Linked DNA regions of Mus musculus: region 2 is linked to region 1. A link is a loop called in an ENCODE intact Hi-C map of the cell type or tissue named here. Cell type or tissue: left cerebral cortex. All regions are shown on one strand. Each heading gives the region's core, and the rest is flanking DNA. Links, peaks and the distances in the headings are about the cores only.

Region 1 (15,675 bases), core at 3,796-11,795:
GGTAAGCAAAGTCAGACACAGCTGTAAGACAGAATATCATCAAAGTCAGACAAGTGTGAGACAGAATATCATCCAGCCTTCGGAAGAAAGGAAACCCATGCAGGTAACCGCATGAATGCGTTTCGTGTCGTGAAACCTTCTGCAACTTGAAAGACCCGACTCTTGAAAGCTCACATAGTACATGTTTTCATCATGTGAGGTGATCCTAGTAAGAAAGTGGACAGACACAAAGGGAGACTAGATGTGTCTTTAGAATGGGAGGGAGAAGGTGGGAAGGTCATAGCTAAAGGGGTTAGGGTTCCTTTTTGAAATAAAAAACAGCTGGGAAACCACTAAATTCTGCATTTAAGGAGGCAAAATGTATGGTATGTGGACTATAGCCCAGTGACATTGTTTAACATAAAAAGCAGCAGATGGAAGTGTGGGCATGGGGACAGCTCTGGCTGTCATGAGCAGAAGTGAAGAGCAGGAAGGGAGGGAGGAGAGACCACTATTTCTCCTTCTACATCAGTCTCTGAGAAACCCATGGTAGACTGGCTCATCTCTATCACAGCCCTGCCCCAGGCTCAGGAAGAGCATAGAGAAGGGAGCAGAAAGAACTCTAGAGCTGGCGGAGGGGAGGGAGCTGTGAAACGCTGACCTGTGGACCTGGTGTGGCTCTGCACACTTCATCTCACAACAGCTGAGCTCACCTTGCTCACCTTGCCAGCCCACACAAGATCAAGCTGGTCTTCTGGGTCCCCACCCTCTGTGGAGGAGCTATTGTGTAATGGCTGCTCAGACAGACAGTCTTTTGGGGACATGGACAAAGGTAGGATTCCCACACCCAACTGAAAACTGACGACTACACCCAAGAGCATTGCTAACTGGACTCGGGTTGGTAATAACAAGAGAGACGTAATTATGGGAGGAAACAATGAGGAACAGCAGGAGTTGGAGGGACAGAGGGACAAATGGACATGATCAAAATGCATTACATGAGCATATGAGACTATCTATGACTAAACAAGAAATGTTTAAGTGTTAATGAAAGGCTTAGCGAATGTGTCATACTTAATACAAGTGACTCCAATTTCCCACCAGGATAAAGAACAAGGACAGGCCAACCCCCTCTCGTTACTATTTTTCCTATTTTTACATATCCCAGTGTTTTGCTTGCATGTACATCTGTGCACCATGTACATGCCTGGTATCTACAAGGCCAGAACAGAGCATTGAATCTCCTAGAGACAGTTATGAGCCAACTCATAGGTATTAGAACTCAAACCCACACCCTCAGCAAGAATAGCCAGTGCTCTGAGCTGCTCTCCAACCTGTTACTGCTTCCCACATATTAGAAGTAATTCTAAGCCGTGCATGGTGGTGCATGCCTTTAATCCCAGCACTTAGGAGGCAAGGGCAGGTAGATTTCTGAGTTCGAGGCCAGCCTGGTCTACAGAGTGAGTTCCAGGACAGCCAGGGCTACACAGAGAAACCCTGTCTTGAAAAACCAAAGGAAAAAAAAAGTAATTCTAATGCAATAAGACAAGAAAAGTACCAAAATCTATCCATGATTTCGTAGAAGACATCAAATAAAACCATCATTGTGGGTTGATGGTATTGCCATCATGTAGAAAATCCAAAAGAATCAACAATAATGAACAAAAAACTAGGACTAACAAATTACAGGATGTGAAAGTCAGTCACTTTCCTACTGCAGTTAAGATGTTGCTTAAATGGGGTGGGGGGGGAGAGATGTTGCTTAAAGCATAGTAACGGGGGCATTAGAGAGAGAGAGAGAGAGAGAGAGAGAGAGAGAGAGAAAGGGAGACAGAGAGAGACTTAAGTCTACATCACATGGAACATGTGCAAAACCTTGACAGAGAAAGCTGGGATGTTCTAACCAAATGTATCAAAGAAATGAATGGAAAGATATTCACATCCATGGGGAAGAACACACAATGTTGCAGAGACCTAAGAGTCTCCTGACTTAGCCTTATGCACTCAGAGCAATCACCAGCTCACATCCAAAAGCCAGCTTGGGAAATTTAAAGGCTACTTCCAAAGCTTAGGTGGGAAAACCTGGGACTAGAGAAGCTTCTAAAATACTGAAGCACAAAACTGGGAGGCTGTGATTTCTTGATTTCAAGATGTGCTCTTAGAATTCAGTAATGAAAATAGGTCAGACAGAGAGCTGCAAAATAAGTGATTATTATCTTCTGTAAATATTGATTAATGGGGCAAATAAGATGGCAGCAATTATTCCTGCCTTAGTTAGGGTTTTGCTGCTGTGAACAGACACCATGACCAAGGCAACTCTTTTAAGGATAACATTTCATTGGAGCTGGCTTATAGGTTCAGAGAGTCAGTCCATTATCACGAGACATGGTGCAGGAGGAGCTAAGAGTTTTGCATCTTCATCTGAAGGCTACTAGTAGAATATTGGCTTCCAGGCAGCTATGATAAGGGACTTAAAGCCCACGCCCACAGTGTCACACCTACTCCAACAAGGCCACACCTACTCCAATGAGGCCACACCTAATAGTGGCACTTCCTGGGCTGAGTATATACAAACCATCACAATTCCTTCCTTAACCAGCTTTTTCCCAAATAAGCACACTGAGACCTTTTAATATTTCAAAAGCTTAGGCCTTAGCTGGGCAGACTCTCAACTAGCTCATCATACATTCATGTGCAATAACAAAAGTACTTGTTTTTACTAAGAAAAAAGTACTGAAAGCCAGGGGTGGGGTATGCACGCTTGCTTGTGTATACACACTTTGTGGGAATTGGCCATCCATGTTTTTACACACCTTAGTAGTGCTTCATTTGAGACAATAAGCAGGCTGAGGAGGGGCCTGAGAAACTGAAGCCACGTCTCAAGTTTGCAACCCTTTACCTTCAAATCTGTCTTCACTCATTGCATTATGGGGCTGACTGCCTAGAAATTAATACCCACCCAGCTCTCAGGAAGTCACATAAAAATGGGTATCAGCCATGGGACCTCCCCACGGTGGCTCTACAGAAAACATAATAAAAAAAGGCTCTGGAATATTTTTGGTAAGGCTCTGGGCAAAGGTTGATCACCCAATGTCATTGAGTCCAGGACTGTTTGTATGGCTGGGGATGAAGCAGTCGGGAGTGTTTTGTGTAGAACATTAATTGGGGAACCAACAGAGCTGAGATTCTGGTACATTGCGGTGCTCCACAGACTACATATGATCCTCCCAACACCCAAACAAATTCCAGACATTTCCTCCCTAGTCCTTCCAATCTAAAAAGAACTTGAAACTAAAAGCCTATTTTTAAAAGACTCATCTCTATTTTATTGTATATGCCTGTCCTGTATGTTAGTGGACAATGTGTGTGCAGTGCCTGCAGAGACCAGAAAAGGGCATCCGATCCTCTGGAACTGGAGTTATAGAAAGTATTGCGCAGCCATGGGAGACCCCAACCAGGGTCCTCTGCAAGAGTAGCAGTGCTCTTAACCACTGAGCTACCTGAGTTCCATAGAAGCCTACCTCTTAAATGAAGAAGCCTACTTCTTAAATGAATTGTTCTTTTTCTGTAATTTTCCCTTTGAATAGGGAATGAGACATGTATTGACAGTATCAAACTTCGAAAACATTTTGGGGATGTGGTTAAGGAAGAATATGCTCACTCTGTGAGCAGAGTGACCATATCCAATTCTTCTTGTCACTGATTTAGACAGTCCACCCAGCCTCCAACTATAGTCTGCTTCCCCACCTAAAAGACAGAGGTTAGAATAAAATTACTATAGGGATTATTACAAAGATCAAATGTGTTAATAAAAGTAAAATATTTTAATTGTCCCCAACACCTCATAATCTTTGAACATTAAAAGTTCTTCAGCTGGTGAGAGGTCTCATCTGATAAAGGTGTTTGCTGCCAAGTCTGACAATCTAAGTTCAGTCTTTGGACCCACATGATGAAAGGAAGAAACTGATTCCCAATTCCCACAAGATGTCTTTTCACACACACACACACACACACACACACACATTATTTTTAAAATCCCATAGTCTGGCACATGTTTCCCAAGCTGAACCTACTGTCACTTTTTTTTTCTCTCACTCAGCATATACGCACTGATCGGGGTGCCTGCTGCTTGCCAGGCCTTGTGCTAGACGGTTAGAACAACAAGGAAATGAAACGAGCGAGCCTCTCAGCCTGGGGACCATGCAGCCCACTGCACATCCTGTAGTGTGCTCAGGCCAATTCATTCAGCACTCTCATTTCAAAGCATGGGACAAATGAAACCTGTTATTTATACACAGTCCATGAAATCCAAGAATAGTGTGACACAAGCTGGATCCCCAAGAGAATGCCACCAAGAGGAGCCACGGGGCTTGACATCCAGACCCAACAACATTGGTGGCCTGACTATAAATTACAGAGACTTGAGCCACATTCCAGAGCAGAAGTTCATCCTGTTACCTATTGAATGTGATGGGTTACATATGTCAATACATAGATACATACATACATACACACATATATACATATACACATACATATATACACACATATATACATACACACATATATACACACACATATACATACATATATATACATATACACAAACATACATACACACACATATACATACATACATATACACATATATACACATACATATATACACACACATATACATACATACATATATACACATGCACACACATATATATTCACACATATACATACATATATACATACACACATACATATATACACACATGTATATACATACATATACATATACACACACATACATACATACATATTCATCAAGTTCATAGCACTGTGTCGCTATTCAGACAAAACCATTCGCCCAGTACAGATCTGAGAGAAACACATGAATAGAAAGATCCAGAAGGTACAAAGCTGGGCTCTGTAGTTCACACCTGTAATTCCAGGACTTGAGAGGCTGACACAGGAAGATCATGATATCAGGACCAGCCTGGGTTACATAATGATTATAGGCTGGCGGTCTCCACAATGACAACGCCTAACACTGCACAAGACGCTTCTCCTTCTACGACTTCTACTCTTGAGTTTCATAGAACAAAGAGAAACCCTCAGAACACATGGCTTGTGAGTTGTTTTGTTGTAAGCCTTTGGGTAGGCAAACAGAGAGATGTCTGTGACTGTGGCAATGCTGGCCACTGGAAACTCATGACATCAGCTGCCCCCTCATGGCTCGATGATTAACTTTCGAAGGTCTCTCTGTGGTTTCCAAGAGAAAACGCAGCGAGCTCACATGACATAAGGCTCGGCGTGCCTCGTGAGCACACACCTTTCACTCCTTCCTGTTGTCCTTCTGCACTCACAACCCTGCCCTCCAGTTGTGACTGCACACTAAAACCTGGCATTACAAAGCCCTTGCTGTTTTTCAACTCAGAGTAAAAGTGAGTACACACCTCAAGCGTTCATAGGGGTCAGTCAGAAAAGACTCGAGGTTTCTAACAAAATAAAGGCACAGTTGGGTCTTGCTTTTCTATGGGGGTCATCAGCCTCATGTATCATGTGTCATCTGACCAGAGTTCAAGGGCTAATTTCTCAGGCACTGAGAGAGAACAGGAGATAGGCAAGCCACTAACCTTCAGTGTCCCCAAAGGAATGCCAGTCAAATCATCCTTAGAATTGTTGCAATGACTGGGAACAAATAAACACTCTCAACCTGGGAACACTGCTGGACCTCGGACACCTTTCTGTCTTCGACAGTGGGAAGCCCCTGAGTGAGTAACTCAACCCCTCGCCTGGTTTTGATCTGGCCTCTGGGAGCTGCACCCCCTCCCCCGGGAGCAAAACTTCTCCTCCTCCTCCTAAGGCCCTGTCTGCATAGACTCCTCTAGGGGCCTAGGAGTCATATTGTCACAGACAGCCATAAAATGTTTATAGCTGCCAGGATCCATTGATCAGCGAGTCAACCGTGCATGCAGTAAAAGTGCTTCGTGTGAGAATTCAGAAGCCAGGGCACAGCAGGCCACAGTTGCCGCTTGGCTGCTGAGGTAGTTTCATGGTGCTGCCGGGTCCCACCTGTTCACTCACCTCCCTCTAAATAGACAGTAAATATACATCCCCAATAATTAAAGAAAGGCAGATTGTTCTTAAGTTAAAATAGAGAACTGTAGGTGAGAGATCATGCTTGTTTGAGGGGCTTAAAGTATCTGGACATAATCCTCAAGCCACCCATGGAGGCTGAGACCTGGAGGGGTGGGGACAGGGAACAAGGAGCGGGCTCTGCTGAGGGAGCAAAGGGGATCACTCTGTTTTCACAGTTGTATTGTAAAAACAACCGCTAATACCCAGAAGACCCAAGAGCAGCCCTCCATGGCTTATCTGAGAAGCCACTCCCCGTCTCACACCCTGTCTAGACCGAACTGGGCATTATCAACCACCTCTATAGATGAAGCAGGAACCTATTCTGACAGACCCGGGCCTAACGAGCCTGCTGCTGTGGAAAATTCAGAAGGAAATAGATTGCTTTCCACCTCAGATAACTGAAAAGGGGACCTCTCAGGCCTGACACCCTCCATTCTGCCTGAGACACGTCATCTCTCACTCTTGACTAACAAAGTCCCTGAGTCTGACTGAAAGGAAGGAAATGAGAGACAGGCTCCTTAAGTATCTCCATCAGAAGCCAAGGTCTGCGCGGAAATCCCAGTGGGGCCTAGTAGACTCCTACTGTGGGCACTGCCACCTCGTGCCTCCTATTTAAGATGCCCAGCGCGTGGAGGACAATGCTTACTACTTCCCCTCGATAGGCTCCACCAGGCCTATACATCTATAGGTACCTATGTAGTCATCGGTACCATAAGGGCTGTTCCAGCCAACAGAACATATCGTTCTGGGAAAGGACACAGTCCCGTGGGAGCTGTCACTACTACCCAGAAACCTCTTGCTCTGCTCTGAACATACTGTTGTGGAAACCACAACCATGCTGCAACAGCTCAGGGAGACCGGGAGCAAAGGCATTTCTGTCCCATTCATTCATTGAACACTTAGGTATCTACCACACCCCATTATCACTGTTCAGTGCTCCTATCAACTCATTTAAGCACTGTACACCCAATACTAAAGAAGATCAGTAAAAGAAAGGGCAAAGCTACGCCAGTGCCAGTTGCAAGTTACATGCCACGCAAGCATTCCCAGGGAAGTAAATGGAGACTGAAGCTCAGCACAGGGGCAGACAACCCTCTTGCTTTGTCACTGCCTCAGTCTCCCCATCTGTAAAATGGGAATGGCCGTGACCTCTGTGGGTCATGCCCTGTAAGGAGCAAACCAAAGAGACTAGAAAAGTCTTCAAGGAGTGTCATATTGACATCAAGACCAAGTGTTAGAATCTCCTTCCCTCTGTGTGTGAGGAGGGTGCCCGCTGTTTATCAGCTATGGAGTATTCAACAGTCAGAGAATAAACACAGTTCATGGTTCCTGGCGAGGAAGAGCAGTAAACATTTTTACTCCATGAAGGCCTCGATAGTCAGGATATGATAGTGTACGTCAGTTATCTCAGTACTTAGAAGGGTGAGGCAGGAGGATTATCATCTTGAAGCCAACCTAGGCTACATAGCAACGCCTCAAAAACATCTCGTTTAAAATTAGAGATATGGGTAACTACGCTTTTACCCAGGGATCCAGATAAAACCTCAGATGGAACCTTCATCAACCGCATTCTCGTGTTTCCCATGAGACTACAAAAGAAGCTGGCAACTGGGCTGGTGGAGAAGCAGCCTTCCCTCCTCACGGGTACCACATGGGGACCTGAGGTGAAGCTGGCATGCCAGCTGATGCTTACTGCCATTCTGCTGCCAAGTGCCTGACCCAACCCTTTCAGGGGAGAGATGTGGATTCAGACCTTGTAGCTAAGTGTGTACGTGTGTGCGTGTGTGTGTGTGTGTGTGTGGGGGGGGGGGGTCCCTGAATAATTTACACAGGATAATCCAACTTGGCTAAGCCTGGAGAGAGGGAACATGGATCCTTATTTAGAAATGTCTTTCTCCCCTCAGAATTTAGAAAATATCAATAGAGTCTGAAAAGATGGCTATGAAGTCACCAGCATGCCTCCGCTTGTCCCGAGGATGCAGAGATGTCACACCTACATTTTAAGAGGTACTGATATAACCATTCAGGTGCACTCTGTGACACCCAGGGGAGTTGTCCTTCTAGGTACAAAAAGATAAGTGGCCTTAAGTTAGTGTGTGGGACTCTGTGACTCCTTGCTCTCTCAGTACAGTCCTTATGAATCTTTTAAACAGCTCTTCCTCTAGTAGCACATTGTGTGTCCAACCATAAATGCCAAAGGCTGCTTCTTATCTACCCCTGATACAACTACAGGACGGTAGCAGAGAAGGAGAACCCATTCTGTGGTCTCAGGCAGAGGTCCCACTGTGGAGGACAGGCAGAACCTCATGGCAGGAAGTCCTTCCACAAGGCTATTGGTCATTTCCATTTATCTCCTGAGGGGTTAAGGAAGCTGATTGAGAGAGACGTTCCCATAGCAACCGTGCCGGCCTTCCACTGTGAACATACTGGTTCCATTCCTGATGCAGATTACATCAAACTTTGCCACTTCATGGCTTCATTTTAGCTGAGGCAGATGGTTGTTTGAGAATGTGATCACCGCCACCTTGTGGCACAGAGGAAAACAAAAGACAAAAAGAAAAAAAAATCCCCCCTCTGTAAAGGGCGAATTGTGCTCAGTTTAGGGTCAGTCTTACAAACTTTGACCACTTTTTCTTCTCTGTGGAAGAGCCTTCGTGCTGATCTGTGAACTGGGGCTGTAACACACACAGCAAAAACTCTCCTCCCGGTATCTCAAAATCTCACTGGTAATGCCAGGATTGAGCCGTAATCCCAAATAATTGTATTAACAAGAAAGTCACTTCCCATAATCTCTCCAAAAAATAATGTTATCCACATACGTTTTGTAAAGAGGTCTGAGTATTCTGGTTTAGCCATGTTTGGATTCTGTTCTTAGCCTAGAACAAGTTAGCCTGACCTAAGAGTATTTAAAATCTCCTGCCCTCCTATGCCACATGGCTTGCTTTCAGGGCTTTGCATACCCTGTCTCCTGTATCCACTGTATTTTCTGCTGCAAAGACATCCCTGTGCTTCTTTAAATGGGTCTAAGAAAAATGATTTTCAGTAACTGTAATTGTTTTTTCTCATGGTGAGCTATCTCACTGTGGGAAATTTAACTCTGATAAATACATACCTTCAAACATAAAGAATTAGTTATAATTGTGCTCTGTGTGTGTGTGTATTTGTATATATTGGTGTGTGTGTGTGTGTATATTTGTATATGTATGTGTCTGTGTGTATGTGTCTGTGTATGTGTGTATATGTGTGTGTATGTGGCTGTATATGCGTGTCTGTGTATGTATGTGTGTATGTGTGTGTATATGTGTGTGTATAGGTGTGTGTGTATGTGTATATGTGTGTGTATATGTGTGTATAAGTGTGTGTGCATGTGTGTGTGTGTATGTATGTGTGTGTGTGTGTCTATGTGTGCTCACATTATATGGCTCTACAGTGTCTTGTCTCTGTGGTTACTAACACCCTATGATATGAATAGCAATCATAAACCACAAAAAAAAAAAAAAACATACCCAGGAGCTGAACTCTTCCTAACTCTAACATTAACTCTAGCCATGGGTGTGATACTTATTTGGCCTCAGAGGCTCTGGAGTTAAAAGTTCAAGACAGGAGGAGAGGAGGACATGAGCCTTTGACAGAAATGCTGGGAATCTGAAATAAAAATACATGAATATTTGAGAAAGAAACAAAATGTGCACCCAGGACCAACTCTAAGGTGAAGGCACCTTTTCCCCAGAGGCAGCAGAGAGCTCTGGTGTGAGTCTAGTCTTCACTTTTCAGAATATCCTCAAAGTTAGATGGGGACAGACAGACAGACAGATAGACAGACACACACACACACACACACACACACAGAGAGAGAGAGAGAGAGAGAGAGAGAGAGAGAGAGAGAGAGAGAGAGAAAGAGATCCCCAGGAAATAGAAGTAACTCAAAGCACATAATGTCAAGGACAGTCACAGATTGAATAATAGCATGTGTCCTTGTTACTAGAAACCCTTGCTGTCCCCAAGGTTTCAAGAAGAGACTAAGAGAACACAGATGTGATGGGGGAGGGGAAGCTCTGTTCAGCCACAAATGTTTATCTGGAATGCTGTGGTTGCTGTTGTCAATAACTGTCAACTCCTCCAGGCTACAAGGGAAGGTGGCTTGTACTTCCTGCCTGCTGGGTCATTGGGTGAGACCCAGTGACCAGTTCTGGTGAATGGGAGGAGACAGAAGTGACTTTTGCCACTTCTGGGACAGATTTGATTAGTGACAAGGGTTAGAGTTCTCTCTACTCCATGTACCACCATGGCCTGCAAGTCGAGACAGTAGCCAGTCAGGGCTCTCAAAGAAAGTGCTCTGAATACAGCTCAATGAGAGCAGATCTTGGCCTATCTGTGTGGGGTGTGGACTAGAAGTGAGGAACCAACAAACCCACTGTAGTTTAGGCCAGAAACATCTGGGTGATACGCGTTATTGAGGCATGGCAGAGCCCATCCCAACAAAAGCGCATCACCTTGAAGGGAAAGTTTGGTTGCCTTTTTGAAGTTTGCAGAGGTAATAGTGGTCTGGTGCTTCAAGAAGGTGCTGGAGTGGGTTGTTTTTGGTTTTGTTTTGTTTTGTTTTGTTTTGTTGTCTCTGAGAAGCTCTCCACCATCTTCTGGAAGATCAATGCTGCCTGTAGCAACTCTTACTTTATTTTAGGAAAAACACCAAAATACACCCTGCCTTGTATGAAAATAAATCAAGAAGGCTCTCAGCAGTTCTCAGTGGGGAGGAGGGAACTTCTAATTAAATCCATCTCTTGGGGACAAAGTAGAGCCTTGGTCTGGAAATGAAGATTGCTCCACAGAGCTGAATCAGAGCGGTGATTCACGGGCCTCCTGCTTTTCTGAGGGAGGGAAACCTACTCCTTCCTTTCCCGTGTCAATCAGTTATTCCTTGGTGGGGGGTGGGGGTGGGGAGGAGCTGACTATGGCTTCCCAAGGGCAGCCGAAAGGACCCTTCAGGAGAGCTGCACTGTTGGGCTTAGGATTGGACCCTAAGTTCACATTCTCTGCTTCCCTTCTGTTCTGATCCCTGGACCTTAATAAGAGGCCATCAAAATCTGTACCCTAGCTCCACGCTGGGACAGGGGAGCAAAGAGAAGCAAACCTCTTGGCTAAGGACCAAGGGTAAAGGGCCCTGCAGAACCTGCCTGCTGTGGTTGGAAGAGCTCTGACGCCATCAGCCAGAGCAAGGCCCATTCCTAAGGTCACTCTATGGGAGACACATGCACCAAAAAGATGACAAAGATCATGAGAGATTGAGGTATCCAATGTTGACCACTCCCTAACACCGATATAGGAAGGAGGGCCTGAAACAAGGTCTTGCACTGAGCTCCAGGATCTGCTAATCTTTGCTTAGCCAGAGCTTAGATCACATACACTTGCTCAGCGGTTAAGAGAACTTGCTGCTCTTTCAGAGAAGATGGGTTTAGTTCCCAACACCCACTTGGTAAATCACAACCATCTGTAATTTCCGTTCCAAGGGATCCAAGCGCCCTCTTCTGGCCTCTAGGAGCACTACATGCATGTGGTACACAGATCCCTGCAGGCAAAACACCCACTTGTAAACACATGCTACCACACCCAATTTTTCAAGTGGGCACTGGGGATTCAAACTAGGGATCTCAGGCTTACATGGCAGTTGCTTTACCAACTGAGCCATTTCTCCAGCTCCTAAGAAGCCCTTGAGACAACTGAGGTGACACTTGACCTGCCTTTACATTTTATGAAATTCAAGAGGCAAGGCTCCTTGAAGTGGAAACTTACAGTTTCTTTGGAAAGTCAATTGTGTCAGATGGTGTTTTGCTGGGGCAGACACGTGAAGGAGTGTTTTCCTGAAGCAGACACAGGAGAGAGGATGTTCTGCTAAAGCAAGCATGTGAAAAGACACATGATGAAGGATTCTTTGCTAATGACATGCACGTATTGGTCTGTCTTACATTGCATAGTTGAGCTGCATTTGTCAGGACTCCATAGAGAGAAATACACTAAAAAACTTCTGATGGTGTGCCATGGCTTCTGGGTGCTTCCATGAAAACAGACTGATTGCCTCCTGATACTGTCATGGATGGGACTCTATCCTCTAGTTCCATCTGTGCCCAAGTATTCCTGCAGCAACACATTCACAAGGCTTCCAAGTGCATACAAAGGCTCTTCAGAAGTTCTCACTGATCACCTCCTCTGTGTCTAAGTAGATTACCCCCACTTAATTACATTCTCAGTGAGTCTTAGTTGTTTTCAAAAACTAAATCAGTCTTCTAAATATGAAGAACAATCAACAAAGAATATTCAGTAGAAATGCTTAAAATGAGTGTTGAATCTGTTTGAAACAAGGCTATACCAGTGCGGTGGTTTGAATAAGAGTCTCACTTCCTATTCCACCCCCAGGTTCACATAGTTGAATGCTTAGTCATCAGAGAGTATAGCACTGTTCGGGAAGGATCGAGAGGTGTGGCCTTGCTAGAGAAGTTTCTCACTAGGGGAGGGCTTTGAGGTTTCACATGCTCACACCAAGCCCAGTATCTCTCTTCCTGCTGTCTGCAGATTCAAATGTAGAACTCCCTGCCACTTCTCCAGTACCACGTCTACCTGCGTGCTGCCATGCTCCCTGCCATGATGAAAATGGACTAAAGCTCTCTAACTGTAAGCCACCCCCCCCCCCAATTAAATGCTTTCTTTCCTAAGAGTTGCCATAGCCTTGGTGTCTCTTCACAGCAATAGAACTGTGACTAAGACAAGAGCCGTGGAGATGGCACAGGGGATGGGGGAGAACTTGCCCCTAAGCCTCATGACCTGAGTTTGATCCCTCAGACACTTGGTGGAAAGAGAAAACCAACTCCTGGGAGCTGTTCTCTGATGGCTATATATGGGTATATGTGCACACATAAGTGACTGTAAAAGAGAGAGGAAGAGACCAATATTTGGTCCTTTGCTGAGATGGGGTATTACTATGTTGCTCTTACTGGTCTTGAACTTGTAGCTTACAGGTTCCTCCTACCTTAGCCCCCCCTCCCCCCACCTTCTGTATTGTTTTGCTTTTGTAACTCTACAATAGCACAGGTTTAATCCAGGGAAACATTGTGTTTGTTTCTTTGTGTCATTGCTAAGGACCAGACACAAGGTTTGTACAAGGCAGGCAAGTTGCCTACCACTGAGATATACCCCATCCCCTGCCACAGCTTGTAAAATAAAATCTTCCAGAGAAAACACAGCTTTCCCCAGCTTGATTGAGGAATAACTGGGGATAATAATTCTATCACAGCACATGTTGACCATCTGTGCACACGAGCTTACTTACACCCAAGGGTTCTTATGCACGATCCACTCTGCTGGGCTCAGTTACCATGCTGTACATTTAATCTCCAGCCTGACTCATCTTACTATCCAGTCATTCACTCATTGGATATTTGCAACCAAACCCGATGACTGCTGCCTCATTCTCTCCCCGCTCAACAGTAAAAACTTACTCAGTATATAGATGCAAACTAACAATTAAAGCCAAGTTGTTACCATTCATTATAGACAATATTTGAGAGAAATACAAATATAACAAACATTGATACTGTGTTAGATATCTTCATTCCTGATACTATGTATATCTGAAGGAGTTATGGCCTATGATTGTGTATTTGCTCAGGTTTTGCTGTGATTTGAATGGGAAATGAAAGAAGTTACTCAGGGCCACCTTGAAAGTCACTAGTCCAGACCAGTTGCTCAGAAGGCATTTAAAAGAGCCAAATTAACAATGAAAACCAGAAAGGGGAAGTTTAGTAGATGTGAGCACCCTGGGAAAAGAAACAAAGGGACCAAGTGATCCTACAAATCCACTTTCAGAGTCTTAACTGACCGGATTCAGATGCAGGATGTGCTGGCTAGTCTTAATGTCAACTTCACACAAGCTAAAGTCACTTGAGAGGCGGGAGCCTCAGTTGAGAAAGTGCCCCCTTCCCCCCCACCCCCCACCCACCCATAGGTCAGGTTGTAGGCAAGACTCTAGGGCCCAGGGAAATCCTTAAGTAGTGATTGTTCAGGAAGGGCCCAGCCCACCGTGGGTGGTGCCATCCCTGAGCAAGACAGACAGTAAGCAGCACCCCTTCATGACCTCTGCATCAACTACTGCCCCCAGGTTTCTGCCCTGCTCCAACTCTTGCCCTGACTTCCTTTGATAATGAACAGTGATTTGGAAGCGTAAGCCAAATAAATGCCTTCTTCCCCAAGTTGCTTTGGTCGTGGTGTTTCATCACAGCAATGATAACCGTAGCTAGGACAGGGGATTCGGGAGAGACACTGCCATAGATAAATGGACAGTAGCTAGTTTATTAGAAAAGTCACTAACACCATGCTGATTCTCTGTCTAGAAAACATCACTGAAGAGAGGAAATGAGGGCCCTCTTGGAAGAAGTGGGAAGTCTCTTCCCATACCTTCTGAAGGATGGAGCTGGGCACACAGCAGGAGCTGCCACCCAGCTGACTTCCAGGCAGGAAGCAGGGACAGGTGTAGAGAGCAGGACACCACCAACATCACCTTTGATGTAAACTCACTTCCCTAGGTGAGAGATGTAGGCCCCAAGAAGTTGTTAATTAGATATTCACAGACAGTGTCTCAGCAGAGTGCCTCTCAACTCAGAAAGGGGAAAGCACTGGGCCAGGCCCAACAGGGGCTGAATTCCAATCTTATACTGACTTGTGGATGGGGCTTAGGCAGAAGGCAGGAGACTCACAGATCTGAATGGTCCAGCAAGATACAGTCCCGCCCACCTCCCCACCTTACCACCTCCACCCCATCCTCACCCCCCACCATTACACTTCTTTGAGTTCTCACAGAATTAAGACTTGGGTGAAACTGGCACCAGGATCCTGGGACTCAGCATCACAAGTGCTCAGTCCCCTCATGCTCTCTCCTAGTCACAACCCTCCCTGGGAGTCCACCTGGGCTGAGGAAACCCAAATTTTATGTTGCCTCCTTTCAGGCTTCATACAAATGAGAAACTGTCCGTTCTTCGTTTGCTGGCCTTCCTTCACTACTGTGCTTCTGGAGTTTATCTCTGCCTCACACAGAGTTTGCATTGTTGTATTCTATTCCGTTGTATAGATATAATTTATTTTTCCATTATATTCTTTCATAACATACTAAAACGTTACATGTTTTTCTGAAACTGAAATTAATCGAACCTCCATATTCTGTCTGAGCGTCCTAAACCTGGCAACACTTGAGTCTCCCTGCACCTACTCTGACTTTTTGTAAGAGCATATGTTTGATACATTTGTAAATGTTGTACATACAAAATAAAAATAAAGACTTGCAGCCATTTGATTCATCTGTATACTGTGAGCACTGGTTTATTCTAGAGTGCCTCCTCCTCTGGGAGGAGACAGGTCCACTTTACAAAATGAATTATGTCTTTCTGCATTTGTTAAATCAACCGGAACACAGACAAACCTTCCTTGTCTTTCTGATGTGAAAATGGCCTCAACTGTGTTAATAGTTTGCTTACAAACACAGAAGTTGTAACAATGTTTAGTGTTTCCAAAAAGTCCCTT
Region 2 (15,675 bases), core at 4,856-12,855, 560 kb before region 1:
TGAGCATCTTTCTATTAACTTAGGACACTAAGTGCAGTTCAAGGGTGGCTGAGTCCGCAAAATGTGTTTCCGATTATTTGCATACAATCCAGCAAAGTAGCTTTGGGAGGGATTTTTTTTTTTTTTCATCTCTTTAATTTTCATTAAGCCTCACGCTTTTTCCTCCCCATTTCCTTTCTCTGGCTTTAGTTTACTGAATGACCTTTTTTGTGGACAATAAAATATCTGCATTTTAAAAGGCTCAGATTTTGTCAGACTACAGAGATGCCTCAGTAGGACGAGATGTGTTTCCCCAGAGAAATGGAAGTTGGGGCTGTCTGGAAGCTGGGCTGGGGTTCGGGGCTCTTACGGTCTCTTTTATTTCTCAAAACCCTTTGGTTGGTAATTCTTGAAGCTAATAGGGTTAGTGAACACGTGGCAACGTGAGGAGAAGAACAAAGGAGAAGTCTTCCGTGCTCACTGGCCCCTGTGCCTTTGCAGCTGCCTCGTGGCTGCTCGTGAGAACGGCTCCTTTAAGGGGAAGTGGCTCCAGGGCAACCTGTTGGAGGAATCTGAACTATGCTTCCCGAGCCAAGAATGTTCCGGGAAGGCAGGGGAGTATTTGCAAGCCCTCAGCTGTGAGATAGCCTTGAAGAGCTGAGCAGAAGGCTCATGTGTCTCCTTAATTCTTCTTGTCTCTTATCGCCTGCTTAAGTTGCCTTGCTTGTCTATATTTGTGACTGTAACAACATGCCAGGGGCAGTTCGGCTCTCAGACCAACCGCTAGGCTGGGGTGCTGTCCTCAGTGGGGAGCCAGAAGGAGGACAGCTGGTAACCGAGGAATCCAGGAATTAGGGCAGGTCCAGGGTCTTCTCTGCTGTCCACAGGCCTATGATGCTGCCGGGCTGGCAGCCTTTGTCTGCATCAGGAAGGGTTCCAGCATTTTCAGCTCCCCTCTGTCATCTAGCACTCACACAATCCTAGCTGATTCAGGTGGGAATCCGGATGGAGAGACCATTGCAAACTAAGAAGGCAAGAACATAGGGAGCCAGCTCTGCTCAAAACGATTAAATTCTCTGCATTTAAAACAGGTCTGTTTTCCTCACCCAGGGAACATGTCTGCTCTGAAAACACCTCTGAGAAGCCGAGGTCTTTCATCATGACTGGTGCCGTTTACATGCCCTTTCTAGCTTTAATTCATGATATATATGTTCTGCTCAGGGCTTAAGCTGTGTTTCCTTCAGCCCTCGGCAACACAGCTTACTTCAACTTTATAAAATTAATAACTTGTTTGGCTTCCAGGTTCACTGCCTGGGGTAGATGGGAAGGTCGGAAAAGTTGGGGAAAGGCAGTTTCGTAGAATCCAACCGAAGAGCAGGACCGGGTACAGCAACATTTCCACGGAGATTGATCTTACACAGTAACATTGGCCTGGTAAAAACGAACAGTTCAGTCTTTGTGATCTGGTCACAAGGTTGGGCAGCCATCACTGCTGTTCAATTCTGAATATTTCATCACCGTAAAAGAAACCCTTTAAGACTGTCCGTTTTCAGCCCCTGTCCACTACTAATCTGCTCCCACAGCCAGTTCTTATAGACTCTCTCGTGTATGATGTGTGGCCATCTGTGGTCAGATCTCTGTTGTATGACTCAGCCCTTTATTCCTTTTGCTGAGTCATATTCAACTGTATGGTCCAGCCCACTTACTCATTGAGTAGCTGCTGGATATTTGGGGATTTGTACAAGTGCTTGTGTGAACACGTGTTTAACACACCCCAAGGAGTGGCATTGCTCGGCCCTGTGGTAATTTTGAATAATTTTCTGATTGTTTTCCAAAATTGTTGCACGAATGTTAAAGTCCCTGAAGATGGAGAACGAGGATTCTAATCTCTGGCCACCATGCTCACAGGCCCTTGTTTGTCTTATCTTTGCTGTTGAGTGAGCTTTCGGTGGCCTCTGTGGTTTGGTTTGCATTTCTCTCTATGCCTGGCCGTGTGGAGCATGGTTCTATGGGCTCACAGGCCATCAGCATGTCTTCTTCTGAAAAATATTCCCTCAACTCCTTTACTCATTTAAAACTGGTATATCAGGTGTGGCAGCTCTTACCTACAATCCCAGCACTCAGGAGGCAGAAGCAAATGGATCTCTGTAAGTTCAAGGCCAGCCTGGTCTACATAGTGAGTTCCAAGCCAACACAAGCTACACAGTAAGACTGTCTAAACTAACAAGCAAATGAGCATATATACAATGACACCCCCCACCCTTGGCAATTTGTCTGTACATTGTTGAGTTGTTTATATTGTTGGGTCACGTAAGCTCCTTATCTATTCCAGAAATAAGTCCTTTATTTGCAAATAGTCTCTCTTGTCATGTGGGTTCTCAGTGGAATCCTTTAAAACACAAAGATTTTTCCTATCAATAAAGTCTAATTTATCTGTCGCTTGTGCTTTCGGTATCAAATCAAAGAATCTGATGCTGTAATTGTTTTGTAGTCTTTTGCTATTGTTCTTGTTTTTGTTTTCTGGGTTTTTTTGTTTGTTTGTTTGTTTTGGGGGGTTGTTTATTTGTTTGGGGGGTTGTGGTTTTTTTTGTTTTTGTTTTGTTGTTGTTGTTGTTTTGTTTTATTTTTGAGACAGGATTTCTCTGTATAGCCCTGTCTACCCTGGAACTTGCTTTGTAGACCAGACAGGCCTGGAACTCACAGAGATCTGCCTGCCTCTGCTTCTCAAAGATATGTGCCACCATGCCAGGCTGGTTTTGCAGTTTTATTTTGGGTCTTAGATTTATTTTCAGATAAGTTTTGTTGAAGCGAGTACTTGAATATTTGGAATGTGTGTTTCCCCTGCTCTCTGCTGGGAGACTGTTCTTCTACATGCTTGGTCCTGGAGACTTTGTTTATGCACAGACCCTTGGTCCATTCAATCTGCCAGTGTATCTGCCTTCATGTCACGGTCCCCTTTTATTTAAAAAAGTATTTATTCATTTCAATTGTATGGGTGGGAGTGTTTTGCCTTCATGTATGTTTAGGCACCATGTGGGTGCAGTACCAGAAGAGGTCCTCTTCAGAGGCCAGAAGAGGACGATGGATCATCTGGAACTAGAATTATAGATGGTTCTTAGCTACCATGTGTGTGTGCAGAGAATACAGTCCTAATCCTCTATGAGAACAGTCAGTCCTCATAACCACCCAGCTACCACCCAGTCTTGATTACTGTAGCTGAATAGAAAGTTTTGAAATTTAGATCTGTGATCCCTCTGATTTATGATCTGTGTTTTTTGTTTGTTTGTTTGTTTGTTTGTTTTTTGGTAACAGTTTTAATTATTCAGAATCTGTTACCTCATATGCATTTGAGGAACATGTTGCTAATTTCCTCAAATATCTTAATTAATAAAATGGTACTGTGAGGAGACAGAGTGATGGTTCAGGAGTCTAGAGCACTGGCTGCTTGGGCAGAGGACCAGGGTTTGGTTTCTAGTACCCACGTGGTGACTCTTAATCTCTGAAACTCTAGCTTCAGATGATCTGATGTCCTCTTCTGGACGTCATGGGTACCAGGCACACATACACAGTGCACATACATATGTGCAGAAAAACACTCATATACACAAAATAAAAGTAACATAAGACACAAGAATCCTTTAAAAAGGACCTCATGATTGTGGAGTGAATATCGTGAGTTAGGAAGCATAAGTTGTGGAGCATGTTCCAAGCAGGCTCCCCCGCAGCAACTACTGGGTTAATTTTGAGGTAGCAATGGATACATTGTGGGAAGGTTGTTACATTTGAGTTAGGTAACTTGGTGTTTAAGATCTTGGACCAGTGGCTCCTAAGTTGCTGCCTAGTATACATACAACACCAATTATTATTGTTGTTGTTATTGTTGTTGCTTCTGTTGTTATTATTATTATCAGAGGTTGTCTGCTTCTGCTAAGAGGAACATGAGGAGAAACAATATACTTACAACATGACGGACAGTTGAAAACAAAGCCCAAGTAGTTCGTTAAGCGAAGACGAGGTTCTTCAATTGATGGTAAATTAATGTCAAGGTTGGAGATGGGCGTCGTGAAATCTACTGGAGCTTGGCAGAGACATATAGGTCATGTGCCCTGTGTTTGAGCAGAGTTCTGTTTGAGCAACGCTGACATAAGAAACTGGTGGTTCCTTTCCAGCCTGTGCAGCAGAGTCCCCGAGAGGCTGATTATGATTATGCCAGGCTAGCTGATGGGGCGGGGGGTGCCTCAGACAGTTTGGCTTTCAGTTTTACACAAAATTGTAAGGACCAATAGGCATGGCTCTTAGTGAACAAAGCTTTGTGTGTAATAGTTTTTAAAAGCGTAAAAAAATTTCTGAGATTAAAAATAAATTCTGGGGCTGGGTGGTGGTGGCCAACACCTCTAATCCCAGCACTTGCAAGGCAGAGGCAGGCAGATCTCTGTGAGTCGGAGGCCAGCCTGGTCTACGGCGTGAGTTCCAGGATAGCCAGTTCTATACAGAGAAACCATGTCTCAAAACAAAACAAAACAAAATGCTGGGAAATGTGTGGGAAGGACAAACCCTTAGGTCAAAATTAACATATTTCTTCGGGTATTTGTGCGTGCTCCCCAGTGTGTAACATTCTCTCAGGAATTTGTGTGTACTCCGCAGTGTACACTCTGACTCTCTTCTCATTCTGATGAGTATTCTAACCTGGAGAGGGACTGAGGAATTGCCCAGGGTCACACAGCAACAGAAGTAGAATTTGAACTTTTCGTATCTTGTTTCCAGGGCTGACAGAAGAGTCTGCAGCCTTGGGGCTTAAGGGATATTAAACTTTACAAGTAACTCTGTCTGGGGATGGGGAGCAGGCATTCGGATGCATGCACCCAGTACTTTCCCAGAAACCACTTTTGGGTTACGAATCTCTAGTTGACTGACGGCAACAAAAAAAGCTGAGCCCACAGTCTAGTCCATAATATTCCAAGAGATCTTGCCTGGACACTCCCAGCTCTTTCAGAGTGGTTTGTTGGCTGCCCTAAGTCCTTGACCTCATTAGATTTATGGCTGGAGCTGAGGGGAGCCGGCTAGCATGCTGCAAATTACTGGGCCGGGCCACATTAACCACAAGCTCCCTCCCAGGGAAATCTTGGGGTGAGAGGAAAAGCCAGCCAGGTCAGGGCAGGGCCCACCTCAGGACAGCAGCTCTTCTTGGTACCAAGACTTCCAGTGTTTAAGAAAGAAAGTGAAGGCCAAAATTAAAGGGTAGTTATAATCACTGTTTTCAAAACAATAAAAAAGACTAGGAAAAAAAATCCAAACATTATCAGATTTTGAAAAATTGGTTTTGAGCTATAGCATGACATGGATATCAGAACTGTACCTCATTCATTTTTACCATCAAAATCTCTTACATGCATGGCACAAGGGAGACCTCCCCTTTGCAAGCTAGTCTTGTTCCACACCGTCAACCCTTGCACATGACACCTAGGGCCCTTGATTTCGTGAGAAGGGAACAGGAAACAGAGACTCAGCTCTGTCTGAGTCCAGGTGAGTTTACAGCACTAGCACTGGGCTCTCCCTTCTCCTGATGGCTCCAGACTTAGATCTCAAAAGATTGGCAAAAATAAATAAATCAATATATAAGGGGGAGAGTGGGACAATTACTGAGGACTCAGTTTCTCTATGCCAACAGTTTTCATAAAAATAGGAACATTTATACTTCTGATGTCGTTTAAAAGTCAAAGTTAGCTTCACCCACCACTCTTTCACCAGCTTCCATTATTCTAAGGCAATGTGAAGTAAAAGTTGACTAGGGTCATTTTGACCTTGAACCAATGGATGTTGGGCCAATGCTGAGCTACACTTTTTATTCAGGAAGAAAGAGGAACATGGCTGTGTTAGCTGTCTGTTACTGTAACACATACTCAAGATAATAGGTTTAGAATGAGCAAAGCTTTGATATAGTTGTAGAGGCTTTCCTTTGTTGTGATATAGCAACATAGTTACCCTATGGTCGGTGGGAAGGGGAGCAGAGACTGGCGACACACAGCCCTAGTTCTAGTACTGGGAATTGGGGCCTTTGGGAAGTAGAATTAGATGAGGCCAGAATGGAGTTCCATGACAGCAGATGATCTGTGTGACTGAGCTAACATGCTTGCTCCATCTTTCCCTTTGATACCTCCCATGTGTCCACCAGAGGCTAACAGATGACACCATCGCATCTTTGTGTCTTCTGACCTCCAGAATAAACTTCTATTCTTCACTGATTTCCTAGTCTCCAGTATTTTGCTATAGCAATGGAAAATAAAGTAGGTGAGCGAGCCCTGATCTTTGGTCACCTGTATGTTGAGTGTGAATTCTAAACCGAGTGAGATAACATAGGCCTTGAGTGCAGGCAGTGCTCTGAGTGTCTCCTGCAGCTTTGTCCTGCCACTAGGCGGGGCAGGCCTCGCCTGGTCTGAATTTTTGGATGTTTCTGAGGACATTTAGTGGGATTGTCTTTGAATTTGGCTTTCACACACGTCACAGCCTACACCTCTGCGACAGAACATCAGCTTCATGCAGAGATAAATGGCTCCACAGATTGCCTAGCCTTCCACAGTCAGAGATCAATGAGAAGTGTGTACTCTAGTTTTCGTGCACGTGAAACTCAATTGGTCAGATGAGGTAAAACAAACAAACAAACAAACAAACAATAAATAAATAAAACAAGAGACACGAAAACCGGCTGAGGGCTGGTAGGATGATGCAGGCGCTTCCCCATCCACTAGTGTGAGCAGAAGTTGAATTCTAGCCCCTGGGACAATCTTAGGAACACTTAGGCCTTCCAGGAGAAATTTGAAGTCTAAATGAGAGGGCTCCAGGCAATTTCCAAGAGCTGAGGCCAATACTCAGAATGGTGTGCCCTTACTGAAGAGCCTGAGACCTCACTCTTCACTACCGCAGTCCTGCATGGCTGTCCCAGCCCGACCCCTCTTGCACTAATCTCCTGCATCTGGATTAGTCTTGGATTAGCCTGGTCTTTTGAGCTACTAAGATCGTTGTTGACCTAAGTTAGCAACAGAAGCTTAATTGGGATTGAGTGGACAACGAAACTGAATTAAGTTAATTAGTATGCCCTGAGCATCTACTGTGTGCAAAGTTGCATGCACACCCCTGACTACTGTTGCAAGAAAATATGGATAAATCCTTGAAAGTGATTTTGGATAAGGCCACCCTGTCAGCATGAGTTGAGTTCTCTCTCTCTCTCTCTCTCTCTCTCTCTTCCTTTTTTAAAAAAAAAGATTTATTTATTATTGTATCTAAGCACACTGTAGCTGTCTTCAGACACTCCAGAAGAGGGTGTCAGATCTCGTTACAGATGGTTGTGAGCCACCATGTAGTTGCTGGGATTTGAACTCAGGCCCTTCAAAAGAGCAGTCAGTGCTTTTAACCGCTGAGCCATCTCTCCAGCCCTCATGAGTGCTTTCTTACTAAGGGTGTGATTTATTTTCACTTACCAAGTACTTTGGTTTTTATCTGTATATCTATCTACAACCTGATGCAGTCTCTATTTTGTTTAAAAAAGATTTACGTTTATTATTCTTTATGTGTATGCATGTATGTCTATGTGTGAGTATGTACACATGAGCGCAAATGCCTGTGGATGCCAGAAGAGGCTGTGAGCCACAGTTACAGGTGGTTGTGAGCTGCCTGATATGAGTACTGGGAACTGAGCTTGGATTCTCTGCACGAGCAGTTGATGTTCTTAGCTGCTAAGTCATCCCCCCGGTTTATTTTACTGAACCTCAGAGAGACGAGATGTCTTTCTCAGAAACACACAGCTAATAAGAAACAGTACAGGGACACATGCAAGTCAACGCCGAGGGCAGTGTGTTAGCTGAGAGCCCTTCTTCAGTTGAAACATTTCAGATTTTAGAGTTTTCATATTTGGAGATATTTCATAGATTTTTTTCGAATTGAACATCACACATTGAAAACATTCTCTGATCAGGAAACCTCTTTGACATCATGATAACACTCACATATTTCAGATTTGGGAATATGTTGTTGTTGTTGGGTTTTTTTTTTTCCTGTTTTATTATATTTTTTGAGTAGTAGGTCTGTTTAGCCTGTGTCTCTCCTTCATGGAAATAGACACAGAGGTCACACTCGGAGCCTCTGTCTCACCCTGCTGTGCATTTCCACAGCGTTTCTATGACCATGTCCACCTTCCCAATCATATCTCAGCCCCTCAGAGGTTGGCAGCCCTGGAGAGCCTCTGACAGCAGCCCAGCTCCGTGGAGCAAAGGGCAGTGGGTGCTGCTTTTCAGAAGGGTGATCTCCCATTCCACTGGAAAATAGAAGGACTTTATTTCTTGCTGCTAAAATGGAGGGAGTTTGAACTTTCCTGTCCTGGACCATTCATCGAAAGGGCCGATCCGAAAGGTCTTTAGCCTACTCAGTTCTCAGATCAATTGGGTCCAATCAGAAGCCACCTTGCAAACACTGGCCATCACTAGATTATAGACAAGCTTTGTTGCTTTCTGAGTCTCAGCTGTCAAGACACCTGGAGTTTTCACGCCCCTCCCTGTTCATCAGGCTTGGATAGACATGACATTTCATAAGGAAAGGACTGAAAATGGACCAGGGTTTCCACTGAAAAATTCCATTAGGCCTGCAATAACACATGCAGGAAATCTGTTTAGCAGACCTGTTTGGGGGCAGTGAAACCCAGGAAAGGAATAAGCCCTTTCCAACTAATGGTTCTTCCAGGGACTGATCATCAGAAAGATGTGTTCTCAGTGAAGGCTGGTGAGGTGTTTTCCTGCAGTTTCTCCGTGAAGGCTGGCTTACTTCCTTCTTCCTCCTGGGGGCTGTGGTGCGCTTTTGTCTAGAATAGGACACTGGCTCACGGGGGAATAGCTGAGAGTTCCTTGATGATGATTTTTTTCCTAGACTAGCTTTTCTTTAATTCTGCTCCCAAAGGGCCTCAGTGAGATGAAGCCAATCCCCCCAGCCAGCCCATATTATCTGGTACATCCTTGACTGAACGTGTAATGACGGGAGAGTCTCTGTGACAAAAGGCAGGGGGGGAAAAACAACAACCATTTGGTTCATTCTGTGTACACTGATTTTAACCATGTACCTTAGATGGGGGAATTGGCGCGAGAGACCACTGGAACATGTCTCTATCTGGCTTCTGCTCCTTGAAGTGATAGGAAAGGCCGCTAAAAAGACAATTGCTGTCCTAAAAGAGAAGGTTCCATCACTAAAGGGCTTCTAGAAACATAGGGAAGCTTCTGGGATAGTATGGACTAGCACAAGGTCGGAGTATCAGGGAAATGTGGGGTGGAAAACCCAAAGTCAAAGCACACCAGGAGGAACTCTGCTGACGTCAGTGCTGGTGCAGCCACCCCCCGCCCAAAGCATACCAGGAGGACCCTTGCTGAAGTCAGTGCTGGTGCAGGGACCCTCCACCCCCACCACCACCCTCAAAAAAAAAAAAAAAAAAAAAAAAGCAACTGACCCGTAGCAGCTCAGGTGCATGTGGGTTGAATTAGGGTAGTATTTGTCCAATGGCATCATGGAAGGGCAGGCCAGTGGGTAAGAGAGATGGGCATGTATTCAGATTCATGGGACTGATGACCTCTGGGGTCTACTAAGCAAAGAGAGAAGTAACAGCTTAATATATGCGCTCAGTTGCCTGGAGAGACTGGGGGATGCAGGGTGACTCAAGATGAGTCCCATGGAAGGAGGTGGTCAGAAACAGAATAAGATGCTGAAGGTACCTCCAGGCCTCGGTGAGATCCTGGGTGTAACCTGGGAGCTGCTGTCTGTGAGGAACTTGAGGAGGTTAGCACCACTCATATGCCCCTAATAAAATGAAAAACTGAGCCAAACAACCACAAACCCACCACCACCGCTGCTGGCCATACACATGCACATCCACAGGAGTGAGCCCGAAACAAAACAACCCGAGGATGATAAAAAGAACAGAGATCTTACAGTCAGTCAAAGAACGTGAAATGCAACAATTCGAGAAAGCACAAAACAAAAGATGCTAAACCGAGAGTCCCTTGAGAAGTAACCAAGGTGAGTCCTTCTGCTCCCAAGGATGCAGATCTGAAACACAGGAAGACGAAAATATTTAAGAGAATGGGTACAGTTGCAGTCACAGTGGGAAACATTGTGAGTTCATGCTAGAACTAGTAAGATTCACAAACAGCTACTGTTGATTGATTCTTTAAGATGGAGGAACTTCTTTTTAGTGTCTGAGTGTTTTGTCTGCATGTCTGTCTGTGCACCATGAGTATGTGCAGTGCCTGCAAGGATCAGAAAAGGGTGTCAGCACCCTGAGGAGGTTGTGAGCTGTCATGGTGGTGCTGGGAACTGGATGGAGGAAATAAAATACACGGCAGTAATTTAACTGGGCTCTGTCGTCTGGCCTTGATTTATGGCTGTTTATGTATAAGATAGAAACCCTAGTGTCTTATGCTCCCATCTTCCGGTCTCCGGTTCTAAGTTAATCTCCAGACAGACTTGGCATCTTACCCCTAGTCTTCATATATTGCTTCACATGTCTGTTTTCCTTGCATGTGAAGGGTATTCCGTGCCAAAACTCTCATGTCTCCCCCCGCCCCAAGCTTTGGCCAGTCTAATTTTGGAGCTTTAAAAAAGTCTGCATCCCACATTTTTTTTCTCACAGCTCCATTTGCATTTTTTGTCTATTTTGGATCCTCTTCCCTTCAATGCTGTGCATGTGTGCTCCATTTCCTGTTTTCACAAGCTCTGCAGCGACAGAAGGATGTCTCCATTAAAGGCTAGTCACTTAACTTTTATTTTTTTTTCTATCTAATATGGAATGTTTTGACCTATGCAATGGACTCTAGGCATGGCCATTGTTGGTGGATTTGTCTTTAGAGAACACAGACTGGGGATAATTTTCCAGTGTCCTGCCTCTAGGGGATTTGGTGCCATGGCATTGGATAGAATGCAGATAGTTAACACACGTGTACCCCAGCTTTTGTCCCTGAGACAAAGGGTGCAACAGGGTCTGTTCTCCCTTCAGACCCCCCCCATGCTCTTTGTTTTTTATGCCAGTAGTACTTTATTATATTTAACCATATGCACAAATCATGAGTATTTAGCAAGTGATTTAATTTTGACATGTGTATGCCCTGGTTCAGACATTAGACAATTCTATGACTTCATCTTTCAAGTGAGCTACTTGAAAGCCCCAAACCTTCTAACTCCAGGCTGTGGCTGACCTGTTCTCTGTCACTATATATTAGGCTTTGATGTTTAAGAACTCAGCAGATGAAGCATGCATAGATCTTCTTTCTTTATACTTTGGCTTATTCAGGATATTTGGAAATTCATGTCATGTGTATATTCATAGTTTATTGTTTTATAATATAAATGTGTGTGTGTGTGTGTGTGTGTGTGTGTGTGTGTGTGTGTGTGTGTGTGTTAGGGAGTGCTATGTGCACATGAGTGCAGGTACCTGTAGAAGCCAGAAGAGGGCACAAGATCTTCTGGAGCTGGAGTTACAGGAGGTTGTGAGCTACCTGATTTGGGTGCTGGGAATTGAACCTGGGTTCTCTGCAAGAGCAGTATGTGATCTTCATATTGAGTCTATCTCCAGTCTATATTTAAAAATTGTTTGATATTATTCCATTTCACATGGATATACCACAATTTACCCATTTTTCTTGTAAGGGACTTGGGCTGTTGCCAACTTTCCTCTTACTATGAATAAAGTAGTTATTTACATACACAGCTTTTTGCGAGTAAGGTCTTGCATTAATTTCTCTTGGAATATATCAAGTAGTGTTATGCTGTTGCAGGATCGTAGATTCAAGATAATTTTAAAAAGCTAAGTTCTTTTTTAAATGATTGTACAGTTTTAAACAGGATTAGTACATTAAAGTGTTCTGCAGTGTTGCTAACACTTAATAGACCCAGCTTTATTTTTTAGCCCCTGTGTTGGATGTGTAGATCCTCTTAGGAGGCTTTGGTTTGTATTTCGCTGGTAACTAGTGATGGGTTCACTGGGTTATTTGAATTTTGAACGTTTAATTTCTCTTTTTAAAAAATATGAATGTGCTTCAGCTTAGCACCAACTATATGCCCGCACTGCCACAGACTTTGGAATTCAATGCCTGTCTTCTTCTTCTTCTTCTTCTTCTTCTTCTTCTTCTTCTTCTTCTTCTTCTTCTTCTTCTTCTTCTTCTTCTTCTTCTTCTTCTTCTTCTTCTTCTTCTTCCTCTTCCTCTTCCTCTTCCTTTTCTTTTTCTCCTCCTCCTCCTCCTCCTCCTCTTCCTCCTCCTCCTCCTCCTCCTCCTCCTCCTCCTCCTTCTTCTTTTTCTTCTTCTTCTTTGTCTTTTCTAGGTAGGGTCTTACTATGTAGCCCTGACTGGCCTAGAAATTACTATATAGACCAGGCTGGCCTTCAACTTACAGAGTCTGCTGTTGTCTCCTGAGTGCTGAGATTAAAGGCTTGTGCTACCATGTCCAGTCAAAATTTAATATCTTTATCAATTTAATCAACTATAGATCTCAATAAATAATTCCCACCTTATAGAATAAGAAACAGGTTCAGATATATTGCAAACCTCCCTTAAGTTTGACGCTCCCTATCCTGAAACACAAGACCTCTGCTTATGAGTCAGCATTGAAGAGTAACCACTGCAAAAGGACATTGCATACCTTTGAATTTGATCTTGCCTTTTAAAAAGGTTATTAAAGATAGATGTTTATTTGGGTGTCCCATATAACCCACCAACACTGCAGTGTTTAGTGGTTTTAGTTTACAGTCATTTGTGATGTACAACCGTAACTATGTTGCACCTCTACTGTGATGCACAACTGTAACTATGTTGCATTTCTACTGTGATGCACAACTGTAACTATGTTGCACTTCTACTGTGATGTACAACTGTAACTATGTTGCACTTCTACTGTGATGTACAACCGTAACTATGTTGCACCTCTACTGTGATGCACAACTGTAACTATGTTGCATTTCTACTGTGATGCACAACTGTAACTATGTTGCACTTCTACTGTGATGTACAACTGTAACTATGTTGCATTTCTACTGTGATGCACAACTGTAACTATGTTGCACTTCTACTGTGATGTACAACTGTAACTATGTTGCACTTCTACTGTGATGTACAACCGTAACTATGTTGCACCTCTACTGTGATGCACAACTGGAACTATGTTGCACTTCTACTGTGATGCACAACTGTAACTATGTTGCATTTCTACTGTGATGTACAAATGTAACTATGTTGCACTTCTGCTGTGATGCACAACTGTAACTATGTTGCACTTCTACTGTGATATACAACTGTAACTATGTTGCACTTCCGCTGTGATGTACAAATGTAACTATGTTGCATTTCTACTGTGATGCACAACTGTAACTATGTTGCACTTCTACTGTGATGCACAACTGTAACTATGTTGCACTTCTACTGTGATGTACAACTGTAACTATGTTGCACTTCTACTGTGATGCACAACTGTAACTATGTTGCACTTCTACTGTGATGCACAACTGTAACTATGTTGCACTTCTACTGTGATGCACAACTGTAACTATGTTGCACTTCTACTGTGATGCACAACTGTAACTATGTTGCACTTCTACTGTGCAGTCTCTAGTCATCACCCCATCCCAACTCCTTCGAGCTCTAAACAGCTACAATTGATGTCTATCACCATAGACTAACTTGTCCTTGACATTTTTTTAAGAACTGAATGATGTAATCTATGCTCTCCTGTGACTGGATTCTTTTGATCCTAGCTATATTTAACACCTGTAGCAAAAGATGGTTTTTAGTCCATGAGACTCCAGCCCTGTGCTTCCTCGGTGCTCCATCCCTCAGGGGTACATGTGACTGAGCTCCAGATAGAAGTGGGTGTCTCCTAGTTCTAGACCTTGCTTTTGTGGAAAGTAAGATTCTTGGTCTCTTTTTTATTCCCCTAATGTTTTGTAAACTAAAAATATTTAACTAAGCTTAGCCATCACATGTGTTTTGGGGTTAAGCCTCATATTAACACATGTGTTTGTGGGGTGAAGCATCATATTAAAACACATACGTAATTATCAAAATCAGGCTCACTGGAGTTCTGCCACATCAAACTTTGTTTATTCTAGTTTCCTTTGAAAACTAAACCCCGCCAAGCATTCTAACACCCGTTCTTACTCTTTTTTTCCTATACTCTGGGTGATCGTGAAGTATTGAGAAGACCCAGAGGAAGCAGAGGGCACAGATGGATCCAAAGCAAGGAGTCAAATCGTCCTCTGACAAGGTTGGACGGAGGCCCAGGGCTGTAAAGAAATGTTTATTGTGCTAGATTAACCCCCAAGATTTAGACCTGTTTACCCTAGCAACTAATCTCATTTACCTAGACTACTAAAACCACTAAAACCCCTCCTTGAAAGCTGATAACTGTGAGCACTTCTACCTTGTCAAGATCTCTAGCTGTGCATGGCGATTTAAAGCAGCATACTGGAGGGGTCTTTTTCTGCGACAGGCATGAAGAACTCTAGTTTCTTTCAGACCATGAGTGGGGGAACAGCAACTCATTCTGTCACTCCCAGGCATCTTACAGACAGATCTTTCCTAACTGTTTCGACCTTAAGCATTTGAAAAGAGTCAGAGAAAACAATATTTTAAGGGTCAGAACTGCTTATTTTTAAATTAGTTTATTCTCTCATCAGCCCAACTGTGAAGCCTTTAACCTAAAATCTGTCCTGCCAACATGATGTGCAGGGACAAAGTGTCACAGCCATTCTTTATTTTTATTTTAAAGTGTGTGTGTGTGTTTGTGTGCGTGTTGCAGAGATGTGCACGTGTGTGTAGGTACCCACAAAGGTCAGAAGAAGTGCCCCAGACCCTTCCACAGCAGAGCTGGAGTTACACGTAGTTGTGAGCTGCCTAATATGGGTGCTGATAGTAGAACTCAGATCCTCTGGAAGCGCAAGCAACACATGCTCTTCAGACCCCGTAGAGACCATGCTTAAAGAATAAATCACACACAGCCAAACCCATGTATGAGCATTCTCAGAACAGATTCCTCAAGCTTTCCAGTCATTCACTGTCTTTGCTCTAATCTCCCAGCACACAGGAGCTCCACAGGAAGCTTCAGGAACAGTGCTGAGCGTATTGCAGGGCACTGTGTGAATTATAAAAATCTGTGCTGTTCTAAAGATCAAAACACCTACCCATCTGGGATATATAAATCCTATCACGGAATTTATGAGGGGGTTATCTTGAATTATGTGCTTGGTGTTGGGTTTGGCACATAATAAATATCAAGGGCCCTCTCAGGACAGTAGATTAGCATCCGGGGGTGGGGGGTGGGGTGGAGAAAAGAGCCAGGCATCTGTGGAATTTAAATGGGAAGATGCCCTATTCCTTTCAGAGAGGATGGAGCTCCTAACCCTGAAAAGCAAAGTAGAATCCTTGTTTTTAAGCCTGGTATGATCTCCTCCCAGAAGGATAAGAGCTGATTAATCTTCCTATGGCTTAGAGCACAAGGTGTACAAATTTGGCTCTTTGGATTCAGTATGTTCTAGATCTTTCTCTCCAAAAAGGGTCTATTTGCTATATGCCAGTTGAGTTGCACCAGTGGGACTTGTAGTCTTGTTTGTCTGATTCTAAAAGGAGCTGGAAGGAAGGGCAGAAGGAGCACCCCTATTCACAACACACCTGCCAAAAC

The links. Hi-C counts contacts between places; a loop is a spot of excess contacts. Peaks named below come from ENCODE experiments on the same cell type or tissue, not always from the same donor. Only the 100,000 strongest peaks of a DNase experiment are listed, where the experiment ranks them.
Region 2: it touches region 1 in a loop (2.5-fold over the local background); 4 of 42 quality-filtered maps call a loop at or near these places.

The regions. Positions count from the first base shown.
Region 1 is chr13:59,882,744-59,898,418 of GRCm38, reverse strand. No RefSeq gene overlaps it. Among named protein-coding and RNA genes, the nearest start is that of Gm19866, 25 kb to the left of the region's middle. In left cerebral cortex, for the core only: CTCF peaks have their summits at 8,641 (motif pointing left) and 11,629 (motif pointing left); DNase peaks (open chromatin) are centred at 8,570 and 10,908; H3K27ac peaks cover 239 bases.
Region 2 is chr13:60,440,271-60,455,945 of GRCm38, reverse strand. No RefSeq gene overlaps it. Among named protein-coding and RNA genes, the nearest start is that of Gm35333, 13 kb to the right of the region's middle. In left cerebral cortex, for the core only: a CTCF peak has its summit at 8,805; DNase peaks (open chromatin) are centred at 8,810 and 10,562.